Regions from separate parts of the Homo sapiens genome. Here all the other regions are linked to region 3. Evidence: chromatin loops called from intact Hi-C (ENCODE). Cell type or tissue: B cell. All regions are shown on one strand.

Region 1 (8,000 bases), 260 kb after region 3:
ATCAGTTTCAAAGCAATAGGGTTGCAGTCTAGAGGAACTTCCTTAATCAGCTTCACTAGTCATGATTTTTCCATTTGTGGTGTTCCTCTAACAAAGCATCTGTGTTTGTGGCTATGCACTTTGTGGTATCAATGAACCTTTTCTCTCTCTAGTCCTCAGAGCACCCTGGGTTGGCTAGCTGGATTGCTCACATGCCTTCCTCACCTCCAAGCCCCTCTAAGACAACCAATCTCATGACAAAAGCATGGCCCTGAGATCTTGTGAGTGGTAGCCCACTCCATTCAGTCCTTCCAGAAACACAGTACAACAATGGTCAGGCCTGAAAGAGCCCCGATGCTAAAGAGCACAGTGTTATAAACCCAACAAACTGATCTACAGGGGAGAAGTCAGTTTCATAGTTTCCTTTAGGTGCGGGGAGAGCAGCCTGTGGAAGTGCTGGGAATGCTCTATTTCTTGATCTGGATGGGTGTTTGCTTTGTGATAATTCATTAAGCTATACACTTATGTGGCTTGTTTGCTTTTGGGGGATGGAGTCTCGCTCTCTCACCCAGGCTGGAGTACAGAGGTGCCATCTCGGTTCACTGCAACCTCCACCTCCCGGGCTCAAGTAATTCTCCTGCCTCAGCCTCCCGAGGAGCTGGGATTACAGGCTTGCTCCACCACACTCAGCTAATTTTTGTATTTTTTTTAGTATAGACGGGGTTTCGCCATGTTGGCCAGGGCTGGTCTAGAACTCCTAACCTCAAGTGATCTGCCCGCCTTGGCCTCCCAAAGTGCTGGGATTACAAGCCATTTATGTTTAATAAGTGTACGCTTTTACTTTTCACAAAGTGAGAAGAAAAAACCAGGGGTGTAGGAGCGGGGTGGTAATTAGGGCCCAATGGAAGACTCTCTGTAGCGGTTACCAGTCACTTTGGATGACCATGTCTTTTCTTGGCTGTCCTGTGAGCCATCAGAAATTATCTCAGCTAATTACACCTTGGTCATCTAGAGCAATGGTCAGCAAACTATGGCTCACAGGCCACAGCCAGCCCACTGCCTGTTTCTGTACGGCCCATGGGTAGTGCCCCAGCACATTAGCAGCATGAGCGACAGAGGCCAAGCGTGGGTGTTTCCCTCCACCCCGTCAGGGCTGACTTGCCCATGAGGCACAGGACTCGCAGGACCTGAGGCCCACAATGCTTTTAGGGGCCCACAAAATTATTATTATTATTTTGAAACAAGGTGTTGCTCTGTTGCCCAGGCTGGAGTACGGTAGCATGATCACAGCTCACTGCAGCCTCCACCTTCTGGGCTAAAGCGATTGTCCCACCTTAGCCTCCCAAAGTGCTGAGATTACAGGCATGAGCCGCTGCTCCAGCCCTACAAAAATATTTTCATTTGCTTTTAAATCAGAAAAATGTCCCCAGGACATTGGGATGACGTACGTGAACAGGTGGCTTGACACTCATAGCAGGGACGCATGGATGATTTTCCTATTATCAGTTTTTGGTCTGCAACAAAATGAGGTACTGAAATTCTGGCAAGTCTTTGCCGAGCCCTAGGATGACTTGGGCTTGTAGGGCTCCCCAGGGGAGCAGCCCCCATTAGCAGAACCTCCCCCCACACCCCACACCCCACACCCCTACACACAGAGAAAGTGGGCATAGCAGGGTCTCTTCCTCAATAAAGTGCTAGCTGAGGAGTCACTTGTCCAGGAATCCCTGATCTCACCCATTTCCACTTCACTAAAGCACACTGAAAAGCATTAGCCTGATATATACAAGATACCTGATGTATACATATCCATGGAGATTTAAGAAAGAAAGCAACCATCAACTGCTAAAATACTTCCCTGGAAGCTCAGCTCTTCCATCAAAACCCAAATCCAATCTGTCCCTAAGAGTGAGAGTCAAGGACAAAAGCACACCCATTTTTAGTAAATCCGTGGCCTGCTGGGAACGTGAGTCATTGCCCCTGGGTACCCAGCACCACTTTATACATATAGAAGATAGTATGAAGTGACAAATGGATGAAGAACTTTAAAAATCTTTAGAGGACTGAATCGTTATCATTCCTTATTTCTAATGTTTTACTGTAGTGTTTTCCTTCAGATAAAATTCCCTGTGTTCCACAGTAGGCTGCATGATGGGAGCAGGACCATGAGAGAGTGAGCCGGATGTACTCTGGGGCTGACTTGGTAGTAGCCGTGTGTCCTTGGGCCGGCCACTTCCCCTTCCTGGCCTTGTTTTCCTCATCTGTGAACTGCGGGGTTGGACTAGACGGTCCCTGAGTTCTAAGTCTCTTCTACTCCACTGCTGATAGAATGTGAAGGAAAATTGGAAAGGAAGACTTTCCAAGAGGGACAGCAGACCAGGAATAAGAGTCCACAGTGGCACTTTTCTTGCCTGTGGTTCCCAATCTGGATGCATATTACACTACTCTGGGAACCCTGAAAAATCCCATGCCCAGGCCATACCTGAAAGCAAATAACCAAAATTTCTGGGGGTGGGACCCAAGCACCAGTATTTTCAAAGCTGCCCAGGGGTTTCAGCCAAGGCTGACAACTGCCGGGTCAGCAGCACTGTGGGCAGCCTAGGAATTCTGCATTTAACAAGCTCCTGGCAAATACTTGGGCATGTGAGTGTTTGAGAATCACAGACCTAGTACCCTCAGCATCTGTGGGCACCCTGGTTCATGGTCTTTTCTGGAAAACTCCATTCTAGGTAATTTCCCAAAAGCCTCTAACTACAGTGGCCATGGATGACCTCATTTGAGGGGAAATCTACTCTTGTTTACACTCTGTCAGCCAAGGAGATGATCTTTCCCCAGATAAAACTGAAATGCAGGCCAGGCATAGTGGCTCACGCCTGTAATCCCAGCACTTTGGGAGGCTGAGGCAGGTGGATCACCTGAGGTCAGGAGTTCAAGGCCAGCCTGACCAACATGGTGAAACCCCATCTCTACAAAAATTAGCCAGGTGTGGTGGCGCACGCCTGTAGTCCCAGCTACTCAGGAGGCTGAGACAGGAGAATTGCTTGAACCCAGGAGGCAGAGGTTGCAGTGAGCTGAGATCACACCATTGCACTCCAGCCTGGGCAATAGAGCGAGACTCTGTAAGTGCCTCTATTGGTGTCTTGCAATACAATGTCTCAAAAACAAAAAACAAACAAAAAAACTGCAATGCAATTCATACTCTGGTTGTTGTAACATGGACAATTACAGAATCATCATTTCCATTTTTCATCTTGCTGACTACCTGTGGTTCCATTAAGAATCAAGAATTCTTTTTTTTTTTTTTTTTTTTTTTGAGATGGAGTCTCGCTCTGTTGCCCAGGATGGAGTGGAGTGGCTCGATCTCGGCTCACTGCAACCTCCGCCTCCCAGGTTCAAGCAATTCTTTTGCCTCAGCCTCCTGAGTAGCTGTAACAACAGGCGTGTGCCACCACACCCAGCTAATTTTTCTATTTTTAGTAGAGAAGAGGTTTCACCATATTGGCCAGGCTGGTCTCAAACTCCGGACCTCATGATACGCCCGCCTTGGCCTCCCAAAGTGCTGGGATTACAGGTGTGAGCCACCAAGCCTGGCCAAGAATCAAGAATTCTTTAAGAAGAGACAGTCTTTGAATGGGAAGCTGGCCTCCAGCCACAAATGCTACTTACTACAAAAACCCACGAGGTTACTTATTTGAAAGCCTCAGACAATGCCTGTGGAAAGAGGAAGAAAAGCCACATTCACAAGGATAAATAGGGCAGAGTAGAAGCCCTATCCACTGGTTCTCAATGTTGAAGGCTCATTAGATTCATCCACGCTAAAAAAAAAAAACAAAAAACCAACCCACCAGCACTCCACCCACAAAGATTCTGATTAAACTGGTTTGGGTTTGTGCCTGAATACTGGGATTTTCTTTTCTTTTTAAATTTTTATAAAGGGGAAAGTGGCCTGGTATGGTGGCTCGCTCCTGTAATCCCAGCACTTTGGGAGGCCAAGGCAGTAGAATCACTTGAGCCCAGGCGTTCGAGACTAGCCTGGGTAACATAGTGAGACTCTATCTCTACAAAAAAATTTTAAAAATTAGCCAGGTGTGGTAGCACGTGCCTGTGGTCTCAGCTACTCGGGAGGCTGAGGTGGGATGATCATTTGAACCCAGGAGGTTAAGGCTGCAGTGACCCATGTTCATGCTGCTGCACTTCAGCCTAGGAAACAGTGAGACCTTGTCTTAAAAAAGCCAATACACCACTAGGGTCAGTAAGGTGAGTGGAATCCTGGGGTCCTCCAAACTTCCCTGGCCTTCTCCCCACTTTCCTCTTTATTTTTGTTTTGTTTTTTGCCATATATTGGCATTTTTAAAAAGAGCCCAGGCCGTGTGCAGTGGCTCACACCTGTAATCCCAGCACTTTGAGAGGCTGAGGCAGGCGGATCACCTGAGGTCAGGAGTTCAAGACCAGCCTGGCCAACATAGTGAAGCCCCACCTCTACTAAAGATAAAAAAAAAATTAGCCAGGCATGGTGGCACTCGCCTGTAATCCCAGCTACTCAGGAGGCTGAGGCAGGAGAATCGCTTGAACCCTGGAGGCAGAGGTTGCAGTGAGCTGAGATTGCGCCACTGCGCTCCAGCCTGGGCAAGAGAGAGACTCCGTCTCTAAATAAATAAATAAATAAATAAATAAATAAATATTTTTTAAAAGAGCCCAGGCGATTCTATAGTAACACACAAACAAGGCTGCAAATCCTGGACTGGCCGCTTCACATCCCTTTCTTAGCACAGGTGCCTTCTCTTCCTAGTTAGTGCTATTTGCATGAAGCATTTCCAGGTGACTTTCAACTTCCCTATATTCAAACGTCCTGCCATCCGCTCTTTTGCATAATAAAAGTACATATGCCACACTGAGTATTGTTCTGTGTAAAGCTGATGGTGCTGTTCACATCAGAAATTGCAGCACTGAAGAACAGAGTTCATGCAGACTTTTACAACATGCATCAGCTACAGTGAGTATTCTTGCATGCTTTTGGCCAATGCAAGCTCTCATGGCACGCTGTACTGTAAGCTCCGGGTCGGTGTGCACTTCTGTTTTGTTCCTGCATTTCAAGCCATGCGAATTGACATGTTTTCTTCCCCAAGGCATTTGTTTGTTGATGGTACCAGCTGTCAAAAACCAAGCAAGTGGCAGTGCTAGAGGTGCCACAAAAGTGCGAAGGAAGTGTCAGGCTGGATGTCAAAATGAACACCTTGGAGAACTGGATGATGGAACAGACGGTAAAAATCAGCTAAACATCAGAGAAAATGGAGGAAGAGGTCAAAACTGTGAACAGGAACTAGAAGAAAGTGTAGCAGAAAAAGACTTGTCACAAACTTCGAGAGATTTGGAGAAAATGATGTCAAAACACATCTTCCTCAAGCCCATGCTGAGTATCTCTGATTTGGTTAATTTCTTGGTAAGTGTTCCAAGTACAGACAACAAAGCAGAAAAGCACTGATTACAGGGAAGAATTAAAGAATGTACAGAATTTCTGGGACGGATAGGGAAACAGGTGGGTGGCTAATAGCCAGGAACAATGTAGTTAAGAGTGCTGAGTTTCCGCAGCAGGTGCTTGCCCACACCTGTGACATTAGGAACCGGGCAGTGGAGCCTCCCTCAGAGCTACCCCAATCAGATCTCCCAGCAAGCTCTACCCCATACGGCCCATGCCCACCTTCCCAGCTGCAGCTTCTGAGTTTCACACAGGTGCTCTGCTTGGCAGACCTGCAAGGAAGTCTGAAAAAGCAGTTTGTGGTTTTCCGTCTGTGCAGCTCAGGAAGGTACACCTGATGGGAGTTAGCTGGGCTTTGGCTAGCCAACCTGCAGGGTCTGGAACTGCTTCTGTTTGCAGGACGCATCCCCCTATTCCAGACAAGCTCTGGATTCCCCTAAGTGCCTATTACATGACAAAGGCAGGCTTTGTGAATGAGCGAATACATCAAACCCTCTCATAGTGCTGCTGCCTACCAGCCAGTGGGTCTGTTTCTGTGCTGCCACCAACTTTGTTGAGCAATATTTGTCTTACAGCTATTTTGAGTATTTTATTGCACTGCCTTTGTTCTTTTATTCCACCCCTCTTCCTCTCTCTCTAAGTGAAAGAAGTGAAGTAACGATATTTGTGATAAGAAGTGTAGTCTCATACATTTTATGAAACTGAAACAATTAAAATTACCAGTAGTATCCGAAGCAGCCTATCTATATCCTCAATGAGACCTCAGTGGGAAAAAAGATCTACTGCCTCTTCACCTGTAAATAACACGTGAAACTGCTAAGACCGTGTTATTGAAGAATGTGGCTAGTGGGCAGAGTGCCATTTGGAATTTTATAGTCGTCATTATCTTTCTGGGAGTGGAACCTCCCTTATAACGTGGAAGGCTATTTTCAACTTTTGCACTTTTTTACTTGGATGCCTTTTCCAGACTCTGTTAACGTTTGGAATTGGGTTTCACTCTACAGAGAAAGAGAAGCAGGAGGACAGGTGTAGAGGGGAGGAGAGGGAGGACCGTGGGTCGCAGATTGGGCCTATTCCCCTGCACTCACCACTTTGTCTGTCACTGCCAGCCCGCTCCCCCCTTTTCAGATACCAACACCAGGCCAGGGGTGACAGCCCAGGAAGGTGGCATCCACAGCCCTCAGCCCTCTGTCCTTGTCATTCACTCCTACCAGTCCTCAGCCCTCTTATCTGTCTGGGAGTGAGATGAAGGGCAGCTGGAAGCGGGAGGAAAGGTCCTCTCCTCTCCACTACAGTGACAAGAGGTTTGGAGGAGCTTCTGGGTGAGGCTTAGGGGGTGACCCTCCTGTGCAGAGCGGCATGGGCTACAAAAGAGTGGATGTTTGTCCTGTGTGTGGGTCCCTCCTGGGGGCTAAAATGAAATCTCCTTTCATTTTCTGATATCATGTGATCTCTGACTTACAAACCTACTTTCCTGTGCCATTTCTGTCTAAGACAACAGTCGCTTCTAACAGAGCCAGAGTCCTACATTACTGAGGAAACCACCACCATATCCCATGCATGAAAGGGCCGGCCTGTTGTGAATAACAAACTAGTGGCCTTAGAGCTACATTTAAAGACAGAAAGGTTGGGGGGATGGGGGGTGGGGGTGGGGGTGGGGGGAGTGGGGAGAGAGAGAGAGAGAGAGGCCGGGCACAGTGGCTCACGTCTGTAATCCCAACACTTTGGGAGGCTGAGGGGGGCAGATCGCTTGAGGTCAGGAGTTCAAAACCAGCCTGGCCAACATGGCAAACCCCGTCTCTACTAAAAATACCAAAAAAAAAAAAAAAAAAAAAAAAAATTACCCAGGCATGGTGGTGCACGCCTGTAATCCCAGCTACTTGGGAGGCTGAGGCACGAGAATCGCTTGAACCTAGGAGGAGGAGGTTGCAGTGAGGCTGAGATCGCACCACTGCACTCCAGCCTGAGCAACAGAGTGAGACTCTGTCTCAAACAAACAAACAAGCAAAAAAAAAAAAAAAAAAAAGAGAGAGAGAGAGAAATGGCTTGGAAGTTCTCCAAATAACAAAAGGTGTTTTAATGCGGTGGGAGTGGGGGCTATGGAGTAATTATTGGAGCTAGGGGGCCACCCTGTGGCTAAGTATCAAAAAATAAAGTTCAGAGTTTTTTTCCCCAAACCCATCTGCAATTAATCTTTTCACCCAGAGAGGCAGAAAGGAATACCAGGCCAAAATCTGTCAAATTTCTCCTCAGAATGGCCAGTTGGCCTAGAATCATTAAGCCAAAGTGTATGCCTGACCAGCATCACCTAGAAACCTGTTAGAAATGTAAATTTTTCTGGGGTAAGGCCCAGCCATCTGAGTTTTAACAAGCCCTGCAGATGATTCTGATACCAGGTAAAGTCTGAGAACCACGGGTTCACACCAGTTGGTAAAAGAGCATCTCTCTGGGCAGGGCTAGCATATAGCTGGTACTAACTGTAATTGATTATAATTATCATAAAATTCATTCATTCACTTAGCAACCATTGTATTCCATTCATACAAGA
Region 2 (8,000 bases), 52 kb after region 3:
TCCCGAGCAAAGTTCTGTGAGCTTCAAGAATAACTTTTTACCAGGTTTCTTTTAAAAATGAGAGCCCTAGCCGTGTTCCCCAACACCCATCCCCGGCTACTGCCCCTGTGGTAACCCACTCTCTCCAAAGGCTCATGTGCTTGTCTGTGTTGGGGTCAGCCCTGATACTGGGTCCCATGCTGCTCCAAATCTTTCTGCTGTGCTGTGTGGCTCTATGAGACTAAGGTAAGAATGTGCTTCACTGGATATAAGAAAGGCCCACTCACCCTGGGGCACTGAGATTCTGTCAAGGCAGGTCAGCGAAGGAGCATTCTATGGGAAGTTGAGTTATTCTCCCAAGAGAGACTAGAGAAGGTATAGAAGGTATTTCCTATTTTATTTTTTTTAGCATCCCCTGCAGCTGAAGGGGAGCAGAATATACTGCCTGAAAATATGCCACTTTGTTGTATGGGTTATTTTGAGTTGAATGCCATTGAGAATCAACAGATGCACAAAGACTTCTCAAAGCTTTCTTTATCTAAGAGCAGAAACTTCTGAGAAATGACAGTTTCCATCAGTCCTTTCAGGGGAGTTTTATGGCCATGAAGAAGATGGCAAGTCAGCACTGAGATGAGCCTGCACACACAAACTTTACTAAAAACCCTTATCGGCCATTGGCTTCCCCATATATTCACCTTCCCACAATTAACCACCCCTGGAAGCTCAAAACGCTTTTCCTTTGTCTTGCCACTTCTCCACAAATACATTGCCCTTTGTTTGGATGGTAGATAAGGCTTGTGGTCTGACCACCTTTCTAGAGTTTTCATTTCATTTCTGAGAGGTCTTCTCTAGGCATATCAAATGAACATTTTTCTCCTGTTCACCTGTCAGCTTATTTTGCAGGGTCCCAGTCACTGAACCTAAGAGGGTAGAGGAAAAAGGTTTTCCTTCTTCCCCAACACAACTTTGATCCATACCTCAAACATTTAATTGGCACCTGGTCTGAGGCAGGCACTGCCTTAAACTTCTCATTCTAAGTACCTCTTTCATGGCCTCACTACCTTCTCTCCTTTGAGAGGCTTCCAGGCCCCACCTTAGGGCATAAAGCCTCCTGCTTCCCCAGTGCCCACACAGGCCCCAGCATCCAGTCAGTGCCCAGCAAGTATTCAGTCAATAAACTTCAGGCCAGGCATGATGGATCACGCCTGTAATCCCAGCACTTTGGGAGGCCAAGGTGGGCGGATCACTTGAGGTCAGGAGTTTGAAACCAGGCTGGCCAACCTGGCAAAACCCCGTCTCTACTAAAAATACAAAAATTAGCCGAGCATGGTGGCACGTGCTTGTAGTCTCGGCTACTCTGGAGGCTGAGGCACAAGGATTGCTTGAACTCAGGAGGTGGAGGTTACAGAGAGCTGAGATTGCACCACTGCATTCCAGCCTGGGCGACAGAGAGAAACTCTGTCTCAAAAAAACAGAAAAAGAAAAAAACTTAAATTTTAGGGAAAGATTCAAAAGTTGAGGGGAGGAAACGCTGCAAACTAGAGAGTTAAAAACTAATTATTCTTTAGACAGGGGCCTCAAAATCGCCTCAATCAATATTACCGAATAATTAAGCAAACTTTACATTCACACTCTTGGCAAACAAAAGGATTTTTCTAATAAGCTAATCATTAGAAGAGATTGCAAGAGGGAGTTTAACTTAATTAAGAGGATAGTTCACAAACCTGTTGTTTTATCCATTTCCAAATAATAGGCTTACTTACAAATTTCAAGTGTGCCTTAGGAATTTGTTAAAGAAGTCTAAGACTTGTCATTAGGCAAGATTTTAGATCAGTGAGTTTATGTTCACCCTTAAAAGAAAAAAAACAGTGAATACCTTTTAAGTACCCCAATCCTAACTTTTTGCCAATTCAAAATAACCTTAACTTTTTCCACACGTAGTACATGGAGAAGTGTCCTTGCAAAGTATCTTAAGAATGTAGCTTAGTGTCTTCTTTTGTCAGAGATAGTAGCTAGGTGTGGTGGCACGCACCTGTAGTCCCACCTACTGTGGAGGCTGAGGCGGGAGGATCACTTGAGCCTAGGTGTTCTGGGCTGCAGTGAGCTGTGACCATCAGGTGTTTGCACTAAATTTAGCATCAATACAGTGATCTCCCAGGAGCAGGGAACCACCAGGTTGCCTAAGGAGAGGTGAACCAACCCAGGTCAGAAATGGAGCAGGTCAAAGTTCCAGGGCTGATCAATAGTGGGATGGTGCCTGTGGATAACCACTGCACTTCAGCCTGGGCAACATAGTGAGACCCTCTTTTGTGTGTGTGTGTGTGACAGAGTCTCGCTCTGTCTGCCAGGCTGGAGTGCAGTAGCACAATCTCGGCTCACAGCAACCTCCGCCTCCTGGCTCAAGCAATTCTCCTGCCTCAGCTTCCTGAGTAGCTGGGATTACAGGCGTGTGCCACCACACCCAGCTAATTTTTGTATTTTTAGTAGAGACGGGGTTTCACCATGTTGGCCAGGCTGGTCTCGAACTCCTGACCTCAGGTAATCCTCCCGCCTCAGCCTCCCAAAGTGCTGGGATTACAGGCACGAGCCACCGCACCTGGCCAATGTGACCCTCTTAAAAAACAGAAATATTAATGGCACCTCTATTGCAGGATGGTCACTGAGAATTCAGTGAGATTGTGACAGGGAAAATATTTTGGGAAATTTTTAAGTTTTTTTTTTTTTTAAACACTGTATTTATGTCCTATATCTCTTGGCCTTCTCCCATTTCGTCTGTAGTCTTTTACTGCCTTGCAGCATTCATTGCCTCAGGGGGCAAATGACATGACAGAAAAGCAGCACAACAGTTTAGGAGCTGTCAGAAGAAAGCCTTTTGAACTGCAAAGTTTAAGTCTGGGCCTGGCGCAGTGGCTCAGGCCTGTAATCCCAGCACTTTGGGAGGCCGAGGCTGGCAGATCACCTGAGGTCAGGAGTCTGAAATCAACCTGGCCAACATGGCAAAACCCCATCTCTACTAAAAATACAAAATTTAACTGGGCTTGGTGGCAGGATCTGTAGTCCCAGCTACTTGGAGGCTGAGGCAAGAGGATGGCTTGAACCTGGGAGGTGGAGTTTGCAGTGAGTCGAGATTGCACCACTGCATTCCAGCCCAGGTGACAGAGCAAGACTGTCTCAGAAAAAAAAAAAAAAAAGTATAAGTCTGAAATAATTGAAGGTGTCAAGTTTGTGCCCTAAATATTGGAACTGGAAAAACAATCAGATTGCCCTGTCTCCAGGAATATGGGATTATCAGGACTATGGAAGGGAGGAAAGAAGCAAAGCGAGGCAGAAAGTTGGCAGGGTCCCTGAGAGAGGGGCCTGCAGCTTGCTCCTTGCCCAGGGACTTGATCTAGAGTCCCTGATCTGCAATGATGAGTGACAGGAAAGCAGAGAGGACTGGTGCCTCCTGTCCCCAGGGCAGAGGAATTGTTTTCAAAATGTGCTCAGACAGAAAGGCTGTAGGTCAGAACCAGGTGCTGGAAACAGTGGCTTGCTCCCTGTGAACTACGAAGTGGTTTTGAGGTAGCAAAGAGAGTGATGGGTTTTAGATATGGAGTAAAGGAGGACCATCAAGCAGAAGCCTGCAAGAATGTCAGCCCTCACACTGCAACATAACGACAGGTGCCACTGTGGGTAGATAAGCACACGTAATAGCAAGTCCTAGCTACCGCCCATCACCTGGGAACTTAGACAAAACTTGGGATAGGGCAGGGACCCAAATCAATGAAATAAGGATGCTGCCACCTAGCAGAATGGACATTCAAAATAGAAATTAAAGTCATTTATAGAAAAAGTAAATACAATTGCATCATTGCTCAATTTTACACTTCTCATCCAGACCTTGAGATTTGCCCTCACTCTAAGATAATGCATGTAGCTGCTTGATGTATAATATATGCTCAGTAAATGCTAGCTACTATTAATATTATTGTTACCTTTGATCCCAGGACAAGACCCTGAAGAAAGTTCTTGCACTCTTTAAAGAAAGTTCCATTACTTTCTTTTAGAGAATCAAGGAAGGAAAGGGGGGTCATTTTATTCCTCCCAAGGGACACTCAGGTTTGTCACATGAACAGTCATGGTGGGAAAATGGGTCATCAACAACCAGAGAGGACATCTGTGGAGCGTCTTTATGACTGATAGAGTAAGTTCCCTATGTCCCAGTTTGTTGTGGGAAGTTAGGTGGAACCATGTGACTAATTCTAGCCCATGCAATGGAACAGAAGTCAAATATGCTATTTTCCTGCACACTAAAACTTCTCTCCAACCAAAAACAAAGTACTCTGAGGGCCCAGCAGACAGGCAGAACCATGAGAGAGGAGGAGCCTGGGTTTCTGAGACGCTCCCTGGAGAAGAGCCCCTTGGAGAGAGCCAACTAGGACACTTAGGTTGGGCTGTTCCTAAGTTAGAAATAAGCTTTTCTTGGGTTAAGCCATTAAAACTTTGGGGCTGTTTGACACAGCAGTCTATCCTGATACACACTGTACAAATACTAGAGTATGTTCAGTGAGTTCCTGTCAACACGATTGTGGGTTCCCCACCCCCGTACCCCTCTCCCACCCCTGCCACCACACTTCATCCTTCACAGCAGTCTCCTCGGAAGCCAGAGAGTGAGTGGGTATGACTGTACCTTATTTGCCTCGTAAATGTTCTTCCGGATTTAGACATTAACAAGAGTGAGCATAAGTTGGTTTCATTTTTAGGAACTTGAAAATCCTAGATTTGAGAGCATTTTTAGAAATGAAAGGCACATTTGTAGTCATTTGGCCCAACCATTAAAACAAGCAGGGAGAAAACCGAACCCTTGACAGGGACTGCTGTAAGGCCACAGAGCTGGATAGTACTGACGCCAAAATCAGGACCCACTTCTTCAGAGCTGCCTTCAATGTTCCTCTAGGTACTTTCAAATGTCCAGCATAGCATCACATTGACAACTCAAACTTCAAGATTGGACCAAAGTGGACTAAAATTCTGGCTCCACCTCTTACCAGGTGGACCATTTTAGGACTAGCATTTAACTTCTTTGAGGGTCGGTTTCCTTATCCGTAAAATGGAAATAATAATAGTAAGAGTACTTTCCTCCTAGTGTTGTCATGGCAACTAAATAGCTCCATGAATTTAAAGTACATGGCACAAGGGCCAGGCGTGGTGGTTCACGCCTATAATCCCAGTGCATTGGGAGGCCAAGTTGAGAGAATCTCTTGAGGTTAGGAGTTCAAGACCAGCCTGGGCAACATAGTAAGAGCCTGTATCTACAAAAAAAAAAATTTTTTTTAATTTGGGACATGATGGCACATGCTCTGTAGCCTTAGCTACTCAGGAGGCTGAAGCAACAGGATGGCTTGACCCAGAAGGTTAAGGCTACAGTGAGCTATGATCAGACCACTACACTCTAGTCTGAGTGACAGAGTGAGACCCTGTCTCTAACAAAATCAAATTAGATTAAAAAGTTCTTAGCACACATCTGACTCTAATAAAGTCTTAGTATGTTAGTTTCTGCTATTACTTAAAATAATACCAAAGTTGTATGAAAATAATGGGGCAACCTTAACAGAACCACATCACACAGCTTCAGGATTATTTCCTCTGGGAACAGAACTATGCATTCCCTGCTCATGCTTTATTTGGGGCACTGGTTCCTTATCTTATAGGTAGGCCTGACTCCCTCCTCTATCAGATGGCAAACTTCCTGTGGCCTTTCTGTATCCTTCAGGGCATAGGAGTGTGACTTGCACTAAAGCTTGTTGGGGGCCGGAGCCTAGCATGGGGAAGATAATTGCAAGCAGGCATGGGAGTCCCTAACACCCTATTCTTGGCCAGGGTCCCCATTCCTACCTCCTTCTTCAGAGCTCCAGCTCCTGCTCTGATGAAGAGAAGGCAGCCACTCCTGGCTGTCTAGCTGAATGGTCATTATTAAATATGTTGGGGCTCAGAAATTGATATTCTAAAATATGGTGCTTTGACATGCTGGACTGAAGAAGCAGCCTCAAGTTCTCTTTTTTGTTTGTTTGGTTTTGTTTTGTTTTTTGAGACGGAGTTTCACTCTTGTTACCCAGGCTGGAGTGCAATGACGCGATCTCGGCTCACCGCAATATCCGCTTCCCAGGTTCAAGCAATTCTCCTGCCTCAGCCTCCCGAGTAGCTGGGATTAGAGGCATGTGCCACCACGCCCGGCTACTTTTGTATTTTCAGTAGAGACGGGGTTTCTGCATGTTGGTCAGGCTCTCAAACTCCTGACCTCAGGTGATCTGCCTGCCTTGGCCTCCCAAAGCGCTGGGATTACAGGCGTGAGCCACCATGCCCAGCAAGGTCTCTCTGACCTCCCCGCCACTCCCTGCCTAGTCCTGTTTCTCAATTCTCTGTCTCTTCCAAAGCACGGGATAAATTGTTCTCCAAAGATCACTTATCTGCCTAAAGTTCAGACTCACCAAAGAAGACAACAATGACCTCTGGTCCCTTTCCCAAGTTTTCATTAACTGAACTGATATTGCAGGAAGAAAGACTGATGTCTGTCAACACACCTAGACAGACTTTTGTCACAAACCTGCTCTGCAGGCTCAACAGACTTTGTCCCAGGCCATTGTATGCTCTCCAAGTCCATTTATTTTCCCCTAAAAATTATTTACTATCCTTCGAATTGCCACATTTCTCCCATCTCCCTTGTCCTGTGAAGAAGGGTGTATAAGCATCTGTACCTTGTTGGGTTATTGAGTAATTATTCTCCTTCAATTCCCCCGAGCTGTACACCTAAAAATAAAAATTTGTATACCTTTTCTCCTATTAATCTGTCTTTGGTCAGTTGATTTTCAGCAAGCCTTTAGAGGGTGAAGGGGAAGTTTTCTCTTCACCCCTTGCTATGGTTTGGATGTTTTGTCCCCTCCAAATCTCATGTTGAATGTGATCCCCAGTGTTTGGAGGTGGGCCTAGTGGGTCCACTCACTAGTCATGGAGGTGGATCCCTCACGAATGGCTCGGTGCTGTCCTCAGGATAATGAGTGAGTTCTCACTCTGAGTTCACATGAGATCTGGTTGCTTAAAAGAGGGTGGCACCTCCCTGCTCCCCACCCCTGGCCTTGCTCCTGCTCTTACCGTGTGACATGCTGGCTCCCCCTTCACCTTCCACCATGATTGGAAGCTTCCTGATTCCCTCACCAGAAGCTGAGCAGATGTTGGTGTCATGCTTCTTGTATAGCCTGCAGAACTGTGAGCCAATTAAACCTCTTTTCTTTACAAATAACCCAGTCTCAGACATTCCTTTATAGCAACATGAGAACGGATTAACACACCCCTACACTAGAGAAGACTTTGACCTTAAGGAGGTCTAGAGAAGGTAGTAGCCACAGAAATGCTTGGCCACTAACAGGCAAACCTAATTTCTAGGCTCTCGCTATCAATCCATTCAGTCCTCAAGGCAAGAACTTCTATGAAAACCAGAAGATTGGAAAGCCTTGCTAATTCTAGCTACTTGTTCTAGGGGTTACCATTCCCATTTGGGTACACCTATCTCTAGAAGCCAGGCTTGCTCTCAGAACCTTGACCACTTTACTTCATATCACACCCCCAGGGGACGGGGAGCTTTGGAGCATGAAATTCAGATTAAACTGGCTATAGCTCTGGAAAAGGGACAGATTGGAAACTACTCCTCTAAGAATCAGTTTCCCTATTCATTGATTAGCATTTGAGGATTATCCAGGAATCAGAATATTCCAAGGCTGCTTCTGCCAGGAGGTCCCATTAGCAGTAAAACTTCAAATTTCCTTGGCCTAGGCTCCTGCTTGCATAACCCTGAACTTTGACCTCCCACTTTCATTTTAGGAGGCCTCAGTGGTGCACCATGAGCTCACAGACGACTTGGCCATGGAAGCCAAGGCAAGCATTGGCATGTCCACTTCTACCAGTCTGTGAGGAAGCCGAGGTCCCAGTCCAGGGCATCAACTCAGGGATCCTGGGCTGCCAGCCTTAGAGATGACAACTGTGCAGCC
Region 3 (8,000 bases):
TCGTACAAAATGTGTAAATGTAACAATATATGGTAATCATTTCTCATAATACTGCATGTGCTTCTAGAAAATGATTTTTAAGTCAACATTGCTTTTTAAGGTGAGTATTTGGTGGTGGTTTGTACGATGAATTCTGGAGGAAACAATCTGACAACAGAGAGCCTGGTCAGGAGAGAAACACAAGAATCCAAGAGGGGCACTATGGAGGCTTGCAGTGGAAAGAGGAAGGAAAGGACTGGATGGGGCTTAAAAAGATAGTGAAAAAAGCAAGTCACCAAAGCTTCTATCTATATATAGTTCAAAAGCAGACAAAATTAAACACCATGTTATTCAGTAATATATATGTAGGCAGTAAAACTACATAGAAAGATGAAATTCAGGATGATAGCTCCTGAGGTGGGGCCAGGGAGGCAAATGTGCTCAGAAATGGGCTCACAGTGACTTCCAAGGGGCTAGTAATGTTCTATTTCTTAAGCTGGGTGGTAGACACATGAGTGTCGATTTATGATTATTTCTTAAGCTGTACACTTTCATTTAATATACTCTTTTGTGTGCATGATATAATATAGGCCTATATATCTTAGGCCAATTCCAGAAGATAAGGTTTTCCCCAGCCTCAGTCTCTGTATCCTGAGATTTTGCCAGATAGGTTATAGAAACTGAGGCTCTTCCGGGAAAACACCCAACTTCTTCACCACCCACAGAATTTAATCTTGTTGCTCTTAAGTAGCTGACTGGAGTATATTTGTCTGAAAGGTTATGTCTGAGCTGAGACCAGCACCAATGCAGGAATGCACTAGAATATAGATACGCAGACATACATGGATACACAGCAGACCTAACCATGTGTGGCCAGGACTGGAAAAGCTTTCTGCTCTGGAAGTGTCTTCCTTGTAGCACAAACAGCAGGTACATGGCATGTTTTTCCAGCTTCAGGACAGCCACCCCTAACCAAATCTAGGATGTGGAAGGGGAGGAGTAGCTGCCAAGTATGTTATAAAGTCCTCTTCAGGTTATAGCATATCTGCAGGATCCTTAAGGACAAGTACGTTGTGATCTTGCCTTTCCCGTATCCCAACTGGGTAGACGTGCTACATGAGATACTTTCAGCAGCCTTACAAACGTTTCTTATTCTAATATACAGAATATGTTTTATTCTAATATATGAATATTGCATATTCATATATATTATATTAAATATATAATATATATATCGCTGACACCTAAAAGCCATGATTATTGCTTAGAGCAAAGCTAAACTGAAGTAGAGAGCAAAGGTAGCCTGAATTAAAGTTTTTAAAAGCTTTCAAAAAGGTCCCTATAAATAGTATAGCTGGTGCATAGAGAGAGTACAAATCACGAAAGTGGTCTACTTTGGTGGAAAGTTTGCACAGGAATTTTGTGGTTCTTAAGAAAGTGGAATATGGGCAGTGAGCAGCCCTACTCTATGACCCTAACCACAACTTGTGACCCAAGAGACTATTGTAAATCTCTCCTCATTCCAATAATAAATCTATTTTGAGCTCTTCTTATCTGCCAGGCTCTGGTAAAGTGCTCTGTGTACATTAGCTCATATACAGATACACTCAAAATATTTCCATTTATTCAAATATATCCCTCCTCCTCTTCTTCCTCTTTGTCTTCATCAAAATCTTCATCACAGGGCATTAGTGCTGGGTCCTCTGAAGGGAAACCGCCCTGGCACCATCAATCCTGCACCCTTTCCTATTGTACTGAAGAGTAACAACACTAACTTATACATAAACCTATGTAAGAAACACCTACAATGGAATTGAAAACAAATCATTTGGCTTATTTCTGGCATGACTCCTGTAGTGCACAACCCCTTTTCTATCTCAATGCCTGTGCTTTTTCACTTTTGTAACAGGCAGAAGGACTGTGTACACATTACCTCACTGGAATATTTTGGAATCTAACTACTTGATCTCTAGTACAGAAAGCCATTGTAGGAAATGTGAATTCTGATAAACAGATCTTTGTTTTAAGTTACACTCTGGTGTAACGTAAAATTGATGTTATAAATTTTTTACATAATTATTTTATAATGGATACTCAGTAGACCTTTAACTCTGCCGTTACTTCTATTCCTAACATGCCACAAGAATAGAGGAAAAAATATGAACAACAGAATGCTTTTTAAAATGCTGATAACACAGGTCTACCAAGCTTTGAGCAAATGATTTCTATGGTGATTCATAGATTAGGTCCAGCTAGGTTGAGAGTGCTGAGGAAGAACAGTACGGAGGTTCCTCAAAAAACTAAAAACAGAACGACCATCTGACCCAGCAATCCCACTACTAGATATATACCCAAAATAAAGGAAATCAGTATCTCAGTGAGATATTTGCACTCCCATGTTTATTGCAGCACTATTCACAATAGCCAAAATTTGGAAGCAAAGTGAATGTCCATTAACAGATGAATGGATAAAGAAAATGTGGTACATATACACAATGGAGAAGTATTCAGCCATAAAAAAGAATGAGATCCTGTCATTTTCAACAACATGGATGGGGCTGGAAGACATCATGTTAAGTGAAATAAACCAGACAAAGAAAGACAAACTTCACATGTTCTTACTCAATTGTGGGAGCTAAAAATTAAAACAATTGAACTCATGAAGATAGAGAGTAGAATGATGGTTACCAGAGGCTGGGAAAGGTAGTCGGGGATGGCAGAAGTGGGGATGGCTAATGGGTACAAAACTAGAGTTAGAATGAATAAGCTCTGGTATTTGATAGCACAACAGGGTGATTACAGTCAACAATAATTCACTGCACGTTTAAAAATAACTAAGAGTATAATTGGAATGTTTCTTTTAGTATAAACTAAAAGAAAGTTAAGTGTTTGAGGTATACGCTATTTACCCTGATGTGATAAGTATGTATTGTTTGCCTGTATCAAAATATTTCATGTACTCCATAAAATATACACCTACTATGTACCCATAAAAAATTTTTAAAAAGCATGCTAAGGATGAAAGATTAGCTTTGTTTGTTTCCCAGTAAACTTCTCTAAAATAATAATCCCAAAACAGAACTTCTACAAATATTGAGTGTCTACTATGTACCCTCAGGCCTCCACAGACAAGCAAAAGAAGAAACTGAAGATTTCCCTCCAAAGATTAACTCACCTGTAAATTAAAGAGAGATCTGCCTGCCATATGTGCCTAAATTTAGAAAAAAAATTAAGGGTATTTTTAGTTAAAAAATTTTTAATAGATGATACATACTCAATTCCAAGATACAAAAGGATAGATCATGGAAAATAATTTTCTCTCCCATCCTAGCCTCTCAGTTACCTCCCAGAAGGCAAACATTGTTACAGGTTTCATATATATAATTTGAATATATATACAAGTTCATATATACCATGTATACTTATTTTTCTAAAGTAAATCATAGTAGTTTATATTGTTTCTGCACCTTTCTTTTTTCACTTAACAATATCTTGGAGATACTTCCCTATCAGTACATAAAGGGATTGTTTTAATCTTCTTCAAGGCCACATAACAGTTCATTATATAGATGTACCATGATTGTGGGACATTAATATTGTTTCTAACCTTTTGCTAGTACACACATTGCAACAACCAATGACTTCACATGTAAGTACTGCATCTGTAGCATAAACTTCTAGAAATGAAATGACTGGATCCAAGGGTAAGTGCAGTTGCCAAATTGTCTTTCATGAGGGTCCTGCCATCAAATGGGTGTTTTATAATGAATGCACTGTTAACAATTGCTATTGTGGTTGTTGTTTAAGTACTCATACAGTGGTAGGGCACAGTACTCTCCTCAGCAAAACCATGTAATAATGCTGTTTTTACAGACACCCCCACTTCATAGACTAGTTGTTAGCAAGAACAGTACATTGTATGCTACTCTACTTGAATTTTGTGGTTATAGAATAATTGGCATGGTAACCAAGCCATGGTTTAGTTAGGCTTTAAAAAACAAACCTATATCTATGTATGTATATCCAATCCTTTTTCTTAATAAATCTAAAAGGCAGTCGACTCTGGAGTATGTGGAGTTTAGAAAGTGAAACTGACTAGAAACCAAGATGAAAGATAATCAGGCTTCCTCTTCAGTGCTGACTGCAGCAGACCAACCAAATTATAAGAAATAAATTACCGTTAAAAAAATTCCCCGTTTTAATTACTGCAAATGTTAACGTGACTAGGTAAGAACTATTTTTAATCACCTATAATTACACGGTTAGTGTACAGCTAAAAGCACGAAGTCAGTATCCAAAAGCCACAATTAAAAAAAACAACAACACTAAGACAAACTTTGCTTTTGTTTGAAATGTGCAATATTTTTCCTTTACATGCTCTCTCTTCCCGAATAAATGCTACGTTTAGAATTGCTAGGGTTCCGCAGATACAGAAAGCCAGCTAGAAACATCCCTTCCCTGAATTCGATGGGCTTACGTCTTACCCAGCTTGAGCAAATTCTTGGCGAATATTTCATGAACTCACAAGAGACGAATTTGACATATTTAGAAGGGATGTAAAATAAAGTAGTGTAGGTTTTAAAGCTTTAGAAAATTGGGGAATTCCTTGGGCCAGAGAGAGATCATTAGACCTGCAATTCATACTTGGAATTACAAAGGGATACACAAAATTGAATTCTTTCCGATCATTGTGTATTAGCATCTCCCATTCTAGGTAGGATTTTTCGTTCACGATGAAGGCAAGGAGAGGGAGGGCCAGCTAGGTCCGCGGTCGGAGGAGTGTCTATAAATAGAAGGTGAAGTGTTCTAATACCGACAGGGTGCGTCATAGCGTCCCTCCCCCGAGCCGAAAGCGCCCAGGCAGCCCGCGGGAGCCACTGCGCGGCACCGGGACGCCCGCCCGGCTTCCCGCTCCCCGCCCTGGCCCGCGCCCCTCTCCCTCCTAGGAGCTGGAGACCTGCAGGCAGGGGCAGGGGACCCGGTCCTCTGCAGAACCCGAGCTCAGGGTTGCGTTAGACCCACTCCGGGGCGCACGGTCTTCAGCGGAGGGACGGCGGGGTGCGAAGGACCGAGGCGCCCCTGCTCGGGTGGCAGCCGATCGCCGCCTCCCGCATCCCCCGGCTGCCTCCCCCGTCCGGTCCTACCCTCCTCCCTGCCCGCGAAGGGAGAACAATAACCCGAGCGCGCCTGGGAAGCGGAGACACTGGGAGGCGGGCAGACAATGCGAGGGAGTTGCGAGGGGGCAGCCCCAGCGCACCGCGCGTTCTCGCTGTGTCCCAGCCGCGCCCGAGGGCTTGGCCTGGGGCAAGCGGGCCGCGGGGGCGCAGTAAGAGGCTACGTGGAAGATAATTTAGGTCTCTTGAAATCTAAAATCTCACAGCGTCTGTTCAAGGCCGGGGAGAATTTCCTCCAGTCTAGATAGAACATCAGCAGTTGGTTAAAATACACACAGACATGTGTGTATTTGGGTCCTTTTCTATTTTGGATCTGAATCTCTAAAGTCACTTTTGGAATTTCCATAAGCCTGTCTTTTTGTAAACAGATTTTTCTGGGATTCCCCCACCCCGACTCCTGTCTTGCGCTGCTTGTTCTTCCAGCTTGACCCTGTCCAGGTATCCCTCCCTCTCTCCCTCCCTCCTTCTTTTCCTCCTTCCCTCTCTCCCTACACACATACATTTGCCCCAGTTTGCACCTTTTTTTTTTTTTTTTTTTTTTTTGGTGCTGCAATTCTTTCTCCCTTTTGATTGGCGCTTTCTTTGGGTTCTTCTGCCCTTTTCGAAGTGCTGGTTTTATTTCCATCCCTCTCATAATTTGTTTTCTCCAATTCATTTCCTCTTTTTTTTTTTTGTCACAAGTAACTGTATCTGCATGATTTTTTCTTCCTACTGCCATAAGTTCTGTTCCCTTAAGGGCTCAAGCGTTCCTGGGGTAGGGAGGGGACAAGAGAATTTCATTGCATTTTATCTGAGGGAAATAATGTGTTGTAGTTCCACTTTCAGGGAGTCGGGGATACTGGGATTTTATACTTACATATGGGTCAAACCGTCTTAGCTGAATAAATCACAAACCTCTGTAATATCTAGGGTGCTTGGGTGCTTGCTTACAATAAAAAAGGCATGCAGGAAAAGCGGCGGTGGGGGGGGAAGTATTTTCAAATTAGGTCTCTAAATAGGGATTTTACAACATCCGTTTATTATTATTATCATATTATTATTATTTAGAAATGGGATCTCACCATGTTGCTCAGGCCGGTCTCCAACACCTGGCCTTAAGGGAGCCTCCCAACTTGGCCTCCCAAAAGTGCTGGTATTACAGGTGTGAGCCAGCATGCCACCCTCCACTTATCTTAAAGTAAAATTTTGATTATATAGTATGTGAAAGAGACTGGCATCTTTCATTCACCCATGAAGTGCCATCTCCTTGGTCTCATTTTTTTGCATTTGTCCTCATCTGCGGAATGTCTGGCCACTTTGCTGTTTCCTCTGGGTGTGGTTTAGAGTACAAAGTACAACCCTTTATCAACCAAGCAAATCAGAAATAGCTCCTAGATGTGGGACGTGAGAAAAAAATCAGGCAAAAGAATGGTTAACATTTTAACAAAAAGCATGCTGTTTGTGGCTGAAATATTTGGAGGTAAGAAGGTGTGTGAGTGGTCCCAGGGTGAGGGGGCGAGGTAGGAGTGGGGGTTGTGCAATTATGATAAATATCTAGGAGGCAGTTCTCTTTGCCAGGGCTGACCCCCAGGTTGGGCGGGGCCTGGACATAGCACAGATCACGTTTCTCCGCAAGTGATACCAGATAGAAATGAATGTGGTGCAGCCATGACAGAAAAACCTACAACCAGTGGCAGCAATGACAACATGCAGAGATGAGGAAGAGTTGTCCAGCTGAGGAGAGAGAAGTGCAGGGTAACTGACAGGTTTGTCTTTGTGGGTACCAGCTCTGTATCAGGAGCCCTTCCTCCATCCTGCCACCTCTTCTGCCTGCCTAAGTTACCAAACCTGCTTTCTGCCAGCCAGGACCTAGATTGAAGGGGAATCAAGAACAAGCTATAGGTCATGAGCAATCCTAGCCCCACATGCCAGCCTCACACCCTTCAAAACATTGTAAAGATTTGAGCATCCAAAAGTCAGGTTCTAGCCAGCAGGGTTAAGACTCTAAAATAATAATCATATTGTATCAGTATTGAAATTTATTTTATGCTAGGTACTCTGCTATGTGCTTTAACACAGTATCTCATTTAATCTATGTGCTTTAATCTCAGTATCTCATTTAGCAACAAGAGGACTTTGAGATATATATTAATACTCTTATTTTACACATGAGAAAACCAAAGCAGAGAGGAGTGATTAAGGGTTTATTTGCCTTTGGTCACAAGGCTAATGAGTAGTAGACCAGGACTCAAACCGCTGTCTAGCTCCAAAGCCTGTAATATGAACCCCTCTGAACAAGGAGGAGATAAAGGCCATTCCCAACCACGAGGACCTGAAAACTCATCATCTAGTGAGGGACAGTTGCAGTAGCTCTCTCTTATTTATCACTTAGGGACCCAGGTCTGTGTTTACAGAGGTCTACAATTCTGCAAAGAGAGCACTATGACAATCACCTTTGTTCCTTTGGAACTTGATTCAGGTCCTTTTAAGGAGAATCTGTAAACCTGAAAGAGCAAGGATTTCTGAGAGGACCCTAAACTGTCCTAAGCTGTGCTATCAAGTTTGGGGAGCAAAGCCTTTATCTGCACAGAGCAGGAGAGTTGGCTCCTTCCAGCAGCAAGAGAGCAGATCCATTACCAGGAGCAGTCGCGGCAACAGCAGCTGTCAGCAGTGATGAGGCAGGCCCCGAGCAAGACGCTGCAGCTTGGGCAGCAGTGGCAAAAGATGAGGGTGGGGAGCAGTACAGTTGTAGTGGGAAGAGCCTTGATCAGAGACAGGTTGGCAACAGCCCCAGAGATGAGCCAACACTTAGGTCAGCAGACATTGGAGGAGTCCCAGACCCTACCGGATTGAGTGCAGGCAGCCACA
Region 4 (8,000 bases), 180 kb before region 3:
AATCTAAATATATGCATTTATATATGTTATTTATATATAACTTGATCTGCTGATCTTACAGGGCATTTTTTTAAAGAAATAATAAGTAAAAATTTCAGAAGCTCTAAGACATTCTTCCTTAGAATTTTGCTTTGCTGTTAACGCCCGGCAACTCATGAACTTTTTTTCTCAAGTTATTTGCTGGTACCAGGAGAGTGTAGGATTAAAAATTTTTTTTTTTACTCTGAATATTATTCAAAGTGTAACTTAAGTTTAAAATATTTAAACTGTTCTTTTTAATGTTATTGTTGTCATCATTGCTATAAATCTGTATTACATGAGAAATACACAAAGTTATATGTATTTTAATGCAGTCAGATGGGGGAGATTTTTTAAATCAATTTTTGCAATAAATCTAACCCTCTGAGCTTCCTTTTGAATTACTCTAACAAGATATTTGAACTAATGACTACCAGATTCAGACATGAGACTACAGAAATTAACCCTGTAGACAAGAATTTTCATTTTGTTCAAAAGTAGTACTTTTACTCACCTTTTCTGAAAATCTTTTACCCTCCCCACCTCTAACCTGAAGAAAGAGCTATGTGGTATATGTTTATGATTAGTCCTTAGTCATGATTTTTTTTTTTTTTTTTTTTTGAGACGCAGTCTTGTTCTGTCACCCAGGCTGGAGTGCAGTGGCGTGATCTCGGCTCACTGCAAGCTCCGCCTTCCGGGTTCATGCCATTCTCCTGCCCCAGCCTCCTGAGTAGCTGGGACTACAGGCGCCCACCACCATGCCCGGCTAATTTTTTGTATTTTTAGTAGAGACGGGGTTTCACCGTTTTAGCCAGGACGGTCTTGATCTCCTGACTTTGTGATCTGCCCGCCTCGGCCTCCCAAAGTGCTGGGATTACAGGCGTGAGCCACCGCGCCTGGCCAGTCATGATATATTTAAACTAACCAGATCATTTACCATGTTTGAGACTTTGTGGTAGCTTCTAAATCTTTTTCTGTGGAAGAAAATAGAGAAAAAATAAGGAGGTGAGGAAACAGGAAAATTTTTAAAATGAGATTAGTTAATTGAAAAATGGGGTGTCACATCATGTGCATTCTATTTATAAAACATTGATAATTTTATATCACATCCTAATCCAAATTGGGGGAGTTTTCTATAGCAGATAGAAATTTTAGAAGTATTTGGGTAGCATCTGCTGCATAAATGCTAGCTTAAGGATATATTCGTTCCAAAATGGAATTTGAAAAGTCTTTTCCTGTTTTATAAAAACTCCAAAAAGTGGAGTTTATACTGTAAAAAATAAATGCAGTATTGCAGTGTTCTAAAGATATGTTCTGTTTGTAAAACACTCAGATGTTTACAGAATATTGCCTTTTGCATCTTGGATTGTGGCTAACTGGGTAACCCATTGCAGCCTGCCATCACTGACTATCATTTTATACTATAAGGTGTGGATCCGGAGTTGTATGAGTTAACAACTTCTAAGCTGGAAATCTCCACCTCAAGCCTCAAAGTGACTGATGCATTTGCAAGACTCATGTCTACAGTAGAGAAGACAAGCACATCTACCAGGTAAATAAATAGTGTCAATTATACCCACATTTTGAATTCTGAGATAAAACGACCCAAAGGAAAAAGCATGTCAGTTGACAGCATTTCAATATATTATATCACAACTTGCTTTATAAAAGTCAGTCGATGCCCAAGTCCAGAAAATATTATCAAATTATGTTTAATTATGAACTTTATTAGAACAGGATTATTTCATAAGAGATTGGCCAAGGCTGACAGATGTGGTTTTCTTCCCCCACCCCCTGCCCCCCCACCTCACTTTGTAGAGACTAATTCTGATTAAGTATTGTGATCATAAAGCCATTATAGAAACACTCTCCCTTTCTCTTCATAATTACTGAGAAGATCATCTTTGAGAACCCAGTTTTGTAATCCTGGAGTCACCTAGGCTGATCTTTTTACTTGCAGGCTAAGATGGTTCTTGGAATTTTCATTGACATGCACCTCTGATTTGGGAGGTAAAGCCTTACTTTACCAGGCTTTCTAGAAGCCCCTTCAGAGGCATGGCCTATTGAAGAGCAATTACCATCTCCCTGTGTTGGAACTAAAGGCACGGAATGTCACTCGGGCCATGTGTTTGCGATTCAGAGAATCTTTAGTTTCATATGATTAGGCTAGTACAATCCATTGCTTTGAGTTATTGTTAACCATAAGACTAAGCCAGTTTCTAACAGGAAGATACTATTCTGAACCAGGAAATCACTAGTGCAAAAGCAAATACTGGTTGATTGACACGCCAGCTCTGCTGTCTCAAATCTGTGATGCATCAGCATTTTAAAGTGGAACTATTTACCTATTAGTTGCCTACTTTAAAAGAAGTGTTATAGCTCTTTCTCCTGAATAAATACATCCCAATCACATGTTAAATTCAGGTTTATATTTTAAATAGATTCTTCTATAGAAAGACATCCATTTAAAAAAGCCTTTTTTATTGTGAATAATAAATGTTTCTCTCTCTTAACTTTAGCTTGAATTATCATATTGTCTTTTAAACTTTGTGTGCTTTTATTCCCCCAGATTTTTCTTATTGCCTTTAATATTTATAATTATGAAATACATTATTATACATTAGACTACCCTTAACTTTTCCCTAGAATGGCTTTGTAGCATGTAAATCCTTGTTTGTCTGCCAGTTCTCTCCATTGTTCTCATAGCCCCATGTCTTTGCAGTATGCCACCTGGCATTGCCAAAGCCTCCTCTTCAATGAACCTACTTGTAAATGTGGCTATGTGGCTTTTTTTAAATTTTTTTCTTTCCAAATAAATCACTTCTTCAAATCGAAACTCCTCTCATAGAAAAAAATGGATGAGAAATTTGTATATGTTAACTAAAAGCTAACACACATTTGACTTAAAAACCAAAAAGGATGCTTTTATTGTTTGGGTTTCCCCCTGCTATTTTTAGGACAACCCTTTCTGGGACAGTTCTACTCTTTCCTTCCTTTGTTTCCCCTGCAGTCTCACTGACCAAAGAACTATAGAAGTTTTGAAAATCCCAATGATGAGAATTCATTTCGTGCCATTAGGAGGAGCTCTAAACCACCTTAACTTGTTCTCCTAATTCGTTAACTCATCCTTGAAACATGCTGAATCTAGAGAACTCTTCCAAGCCCTATCACTTTAAGAAGCTATTTTCATTTTTTCTCTTGTTCTATACTAATAGGGAATGAACTAATAATGTATCCTGGAGTTAATGTCTGCTAATTCTGTATTGAGTTACTCGCTAGGACCTGTCCAGCATCATATTTAAAACAAAATAAATTGGAGAGAACAGGTTGCCAACTTTGTATTTTCTGTTTTGAGAAATGTCATTTGAAAATGGTAAAAAAATACAAATGCCCGCAAGTCTTAAAATACTGTAAAATGTCCCAACGAGTGATTCTCAATCGTACAGAGCAGAGACAGGCTGGTAGCATAATTTCAGAAAGCATTTTTAGTATCTTATTTTTAGGTTTTCTTTCATTTTTCTCTTGAATAAAGTAAACTGCAAAAAATAAAGCTCAGCAAAATCTTCTTGGCTATTGCCAATAAGCAGAAGATAAAGTGAAAAGGCATTTTGATAGACTATAGGGTAAGAAGGAGTTAAACAGTGGTCAAGGTAGAAGAAATTTGACATGGACCAAACAATATCCAGTACTCTTTACTAAGTGCCTTTGAGTGTCTCAGGGAATTTATATGTGCTCTTCTCTTTTGGAACACAAGTTGTGAAAGTGACTTCTCACTTTGAGTTTTTTAAAGAAGTGCAAGTTCTTAGTTTTAAAATAGTTCCATCTTCTTGCCTAACTTTCCTAATATGGAGGAAAATTACTTCCTATTCTAAATCACTACTAATTAGTGACAGCTAGTTAGTAGCCATAGACCTGTAACTGAAGTTTATGCAGGTCAAAGAAATTTTATTCTTTTTTAGGCCTTTTTATTGAGATAAAAATTTATAATTCATTCAGGTGTTCAATTCACTGGTTTTTAGTATATTCACAAGGTTGTGCAACCATCATCACTATCTAATTCCAAAACATTTTTATCACCCCAAAAAGAAACCCTGTACCCATTAGCAGTCACTCCTTATCCCTCTCGTTCCCCAGGCCCTGGCAACTACTAATCTGCTTTCTGTCTCTACAGATTTGTCTTTTCTGGTTATTTCATATAGATGGAATTCTATAGTCTGCAGCCTTTTGTGTCTCGGTTTTGCTTAGCATTCTGTTCTCAAGTTCATTCATGTTGTAGTATGTATCCGTATTTGTTTTTTGGCTGCATAATATTTCATTGGAAATAGCACATTTTGCTTTTCCATTAATCAGTTGATAATTGGGTTGTTTTCACTTTTTGACTATTATGAGTAGTGTTGCTGCTGTGAACACTTGTGTATACGTTTTTGTGTGGACAGATGTTTCCAACTCTGTTAGGAGTGGAATTTCTGGGTCTTATAGGAACTCTAACTTCTTTGGGGAACTGCCAAACTTTTCCAAAGTGATGGCACCATTTTACATTCCCACCAGTAATATACATTCCAAGTTCTCCACATTCTTACCAACACTTGTTATTGGTCTTTTTGGTTATAGCCATCCCAGTGGGTTTGAAGTGATATCTCATTGACATTTTTGTTTGCATTTCCCTGATAGCTAATCATGTTGAGCATCTTTTCATGTGTTTATCGACTATTTGTATATCTTCTGTGGAGAAATATCTGTTCAGATCCTTTGCCTTTTTTGTTTTTGTTTTAGTAGAGACAAGGTCTCAGTATGTTGCCCCAGGCCGGTCTTGAACTCTTGAGCTCAAGCGATCTCCCTCCTCAGCCTCCCAAAGTATTGAGATTACAGGCATGAGCCACTGTGCCCAGCCATTTGCCTATATTTTAATTGGATAATTTGTCTTTTTATTGTTAGGTTGTAAGATTTTTAAGTATATTCTGGATACTAAGCCTTTATCAGAGAAATGATTTGAAGATATCTTTTCCAATTCTGCAGGTTGTCTTTTCATTATCTTGATAGTATTCTTTGACACACAAAAGCTTTTAATTTTGATAAGATCTAATTTTTCTTGTGATTTAGGTATCATATCTAAGAAATCATTGCCCAATTCATGGTCACAAAGATTTATACCTAGATTTTCTCCTAAGAGTTTTATAATTTCAACTCTTACATTTAGGTCTTTAATCCATTTTGAATTAATTTCTGTATATGGTATGAGGTAGGAGTCCACATTCATTCTTGTGCAGGTGGATATCCAGTTGTCTGAAAACTGTTGAAATGATTTCCCCCACTGAAAGGTTTTGGCACATTTGTCAAAAACAAAAATTAAAAAACAATTGATCATGTTTTTTTCCTGGACTCTCAATTATATTCTCAATTATATTCCATTGATAAAAAGGATAAATCTTCACTAGAGAGGAATAGATCAAAATTAGGTCACTGCCTTTGAGAAATGATCATGATATAACTTTTTATTTTCAAATTCTCCTTAAGTGTTTGCTTCTTCCCATATTCTAAGAAGACTAGCTCACACCCATGCACAATGACCACAGATAAATGCACAAACTATGAACTGTGTAAACTTTTTATTTTAAAATATAATTTCATATTGCCTCTGAAATAAGGCAATTGTTTAAAACCCTAGAATAATCTTTACCAACTGTTTCTTAGGTAAAAACTTATTTTTTGCTGTCTGTTCCTACACCCAAACTGCACTCCACAAATGGGAAAGTCCATTTAGGTGCGCATTTATTCACTGTTGTTTTAAATAACCATTTATCATTATAGAAGTAGTAAAGTATATTTTTAGAAAGTTAGGAAATCCGGACCAAAAAAAATTAAAAATGAAAGTATCACATTCTTACCATTCAGGATCACTATAATTCCTTAGTGTAATTCTTTCAGATCTTTTCCTATGCAAATACATATATGGGGGGGGGGGGGGGGTTTCCACCAAAAATGAGATTTTAGAGGTCATAGTGAATTGACCTCTAAAATTGACCTAGTCTTAGTCAGTGATCTCTGTCCATTTCAGTGAGTTTTCATTTCATCTACTTAGGCTATATTCAGATTTCTCCAACTATCCTTTCTCAGCTTTGTACAAACCAGTATTCAATTGAAGACTATTGTACCTGGCTGTTGGGGCTCTTAAGTCCCTTTTAACCTAGCATATCTCCTCATTCCTTCTGTTTTCTTATTAACAGTAGCTTATATAAAGATTAGTATAGGTGTCCTACAGAATGTCCTAAAAGCTCTGGATTTGTCTGTTTGCTTCCTTCAAGTAATATTTGCTGTGTTCTCTATCTCCCTATTTTCCTGTAAATTGGAAATTATATCTAAAGGCTTGCTGAATTCAGGGTAAATATTTTGGCTAGAATGCATCCTAGGTGTTATATCACATCAGAAGATCCATACATCTGGTTGACTCCATTGTTAGTGGTGCTGAGATTGACGATTGGTGAGAAACTGACCTTTTCCATTATACAGTTCCAGGTTTTCACTTGTCATGTATCTGGTTTTACTTTGGAATGATGCAGATATCCAGTTCCCCATCAAACGTCCACATAATAGTTTTGCCACTATTTAAGTGCAATTAAAAATGTAGATTTTCATCAGAAAAAAATGTTGGATTGCTATTCCATTCTTCTAAGAACCTAGTACTGAATGCAGTATTTGGTTCATCTGCTATATGCCTGATGCTTTTTCCCTTTTGAAAAACTTTAGTCCTAAAAGTCGTTGGATTTTTCATTCATTCTATAAAATCTTTTTATTTCAGTCTGGATTCAAAGTGGTAACAGAAAAGTCCTAGGAATAAAAAAGCCTGTAGCTATCCTTCCTTTCTTGCTTTACCTCCTGGCTTCCTGCACCCCATCCAAGGAAAAAGGAAACATTTAGGTCAAAGAAATACCTTGTGTCACATCTAAGAATACCAGCTATCCTTTACCATAAAAGAGAATTATTAGGCTTTTTATAATGAACAACTTGAAATGATTTTTGGTCTAAAGCGAATAATATGTATAACTACTCCTTTAATATATTTAATATCCCAGAAAAAGTTTGAATTGCAATCATGTGCCCAATTTGAGGCTCATTTGGCATTTTCTGTGGCTCACCTGCTGAGTAGACCTGGGTCACCAGGCATTTTCTTGTCTGTGTTAGGCACCAAACTGCTAATTTCCCATATCGGGGGCCAGTGCAGCAAAATCTACTTCATCTACAGGACCCATAGGATTTGAGATTTCCCTCACCCAGAGTTCCGTCCTGCCTGTGTACGTGCATAATAACACCAGCAACCAGCCCTAGTGCTGCTGCTTTTGGACCTGCTGTCTGTATCCCAACAGGCTGAGACTGGGTCTTCTGAGCTGAGAGCTTTCTCTCCTGGAATTCCCCACTGGGGATAAAGAGAGCCTGAGGTTAAAATGACTTAGTCTTTCCCTGGGCACACTTTGTTTCAGGCTGAGGTAGTTTTAGCGGGTGGAGGGGCAGGGAAAAACCCAGTTAGGTGGAGTGTTACTAAGGCTTCAGATTTATATTTCTGTTTAGTAACATTTTAAAATTATGCCTGGGTAGATGCTTCTAGCCTAATGTAAAGGCTAGAAAGTACACGAGCTGTCTAGGTGTGCATGTGAGTATCTGTGTGTGCATGCCTAGCTTTAATGAACATAAATAGGCCGCACGTCACTCTTCATGAGATTTGGCATTTGGCACAGGAAGCATACTGCACAAAAGTATTACAAGATTCAGGAACTAGCAGAGGAAAAAATACTCAAGTCCCCACAGATTGCTAACTGTCTACCTTGAGAGTGGATTGTCTCCCATTTTACCTACAGCAAAGTCACATTAACACACTTGTCTTTTTTTCATTTGTCAGTAGGAAACCGAAAAGAGAAGAGCACCTAAGTGAAGAAGCTATCAAGGTGATCGCTGGCCTTCCTGACTTAACATTCATGCATGCCAAGGTG

Evidence for each region. Hi-C counts contacts between places; a loop is a spot of excess contacts. Peaks named below come from ENCODE experiments on the same cell type or tissue, not always from the same donor. Only the 100,000 strongest peaks of a DNase experiment are listed, where the experiment ranks them.
Region 1: a loop joins it to region 3, with 3 times the contacts of the local background. A loop is called at or near these places in 3 of 110 quality-filtered maps.
Region 2: it touches region 3 in a loop (7-fold over the local background); 48 of 110 quality-filtered maps call a loop at or near these places.
Region 4: a loop joins it to region 3, with 5 times the contacts of the local background. A loop is called at or near these places in 11 of 110 quality-filtered maps.

Annotation. Positions count from the first base shown.
Region 1 is chr2:65,025,844-65,033,843 of GRCh38, forward strand. It overlaps LINC02576 (long intergenic non-protein coding RNA 2576), which reads left to right and starts at 4,884. Exons shown (of 3, transcript NR_183398.1): 1 at 4,884-4,969; 2 at 5,103-5,416. RefSeq lists an enhancer at 5,234-6,097. In B cell, no CTCF peak of the experiment used is centred here; DNase peaks (open chromatin) are centred at 18, 1,448, 4,828, 5,818 and 4 weaker places; H3K4me3 peaks cover 2,406 bases; H3K27ac peaks cover 6,421 bases.
Region 2 is chr2:64,815,388-64,823,387 of GRCh38, forward strand. It overlaps the pseudogene RN7SL341P. Among named protein-coding and RNA genes, the nearest start is that of LINC01800, 44 kb to the right of the region's middle. In B cell, no CTCF peak of the experiment used is centred here; a DNase peak (open chromatin) is centred at 4,674; H3K4me3 peaks cover 991 bases; H3K27ac peaks cover 3,225 bases.
Region 3 is chr2:64,763,110-64,771,109 of GRCh38, forward strand. LOC105374777 (a long non-coding RNA gene) reads right to left here and starts at 5,088. Exons shown (of 6, transcript XR_940177.3): 1 at 4,937-5,088; 2 at 4,464-4,762; 3 at 3,155-3,190. RefSeq lists an enhancer at 4,528-5,373 and a silencer at 4,772-5,271. In B cell, no CTCF peak of the experiment used is centred here; DNase peaks (open chromatin) are centred at 4,112 and 4,802; H3K4me3 peaks cover 2,148 bases; H3K27ac peaks cover 2,417 bases.
Region 4 is chr2:64,583,976-64,591,975 of GRCh38, forward strand. It overlaps AFTPH (aftiphilin), which reads left to right. Exons shown (of 10, transcript NM_203437.4): 9 at 1,447-1,570; 10 at 7,913-8,000. The region is part of intron 3 of LOC105374773 (a long non-coding RNA gene); the gene reads right to left. Among named protein-coding and RNA genes, the nearest start is that of LINC02579, 19 kb to the right of the region's middle. In B cell, CTCF peaks have their summits at 3,111 and 3,317; a DNase peak (open chromatin) is centred at 3,106; H3K27ac peaks cover 401 bases.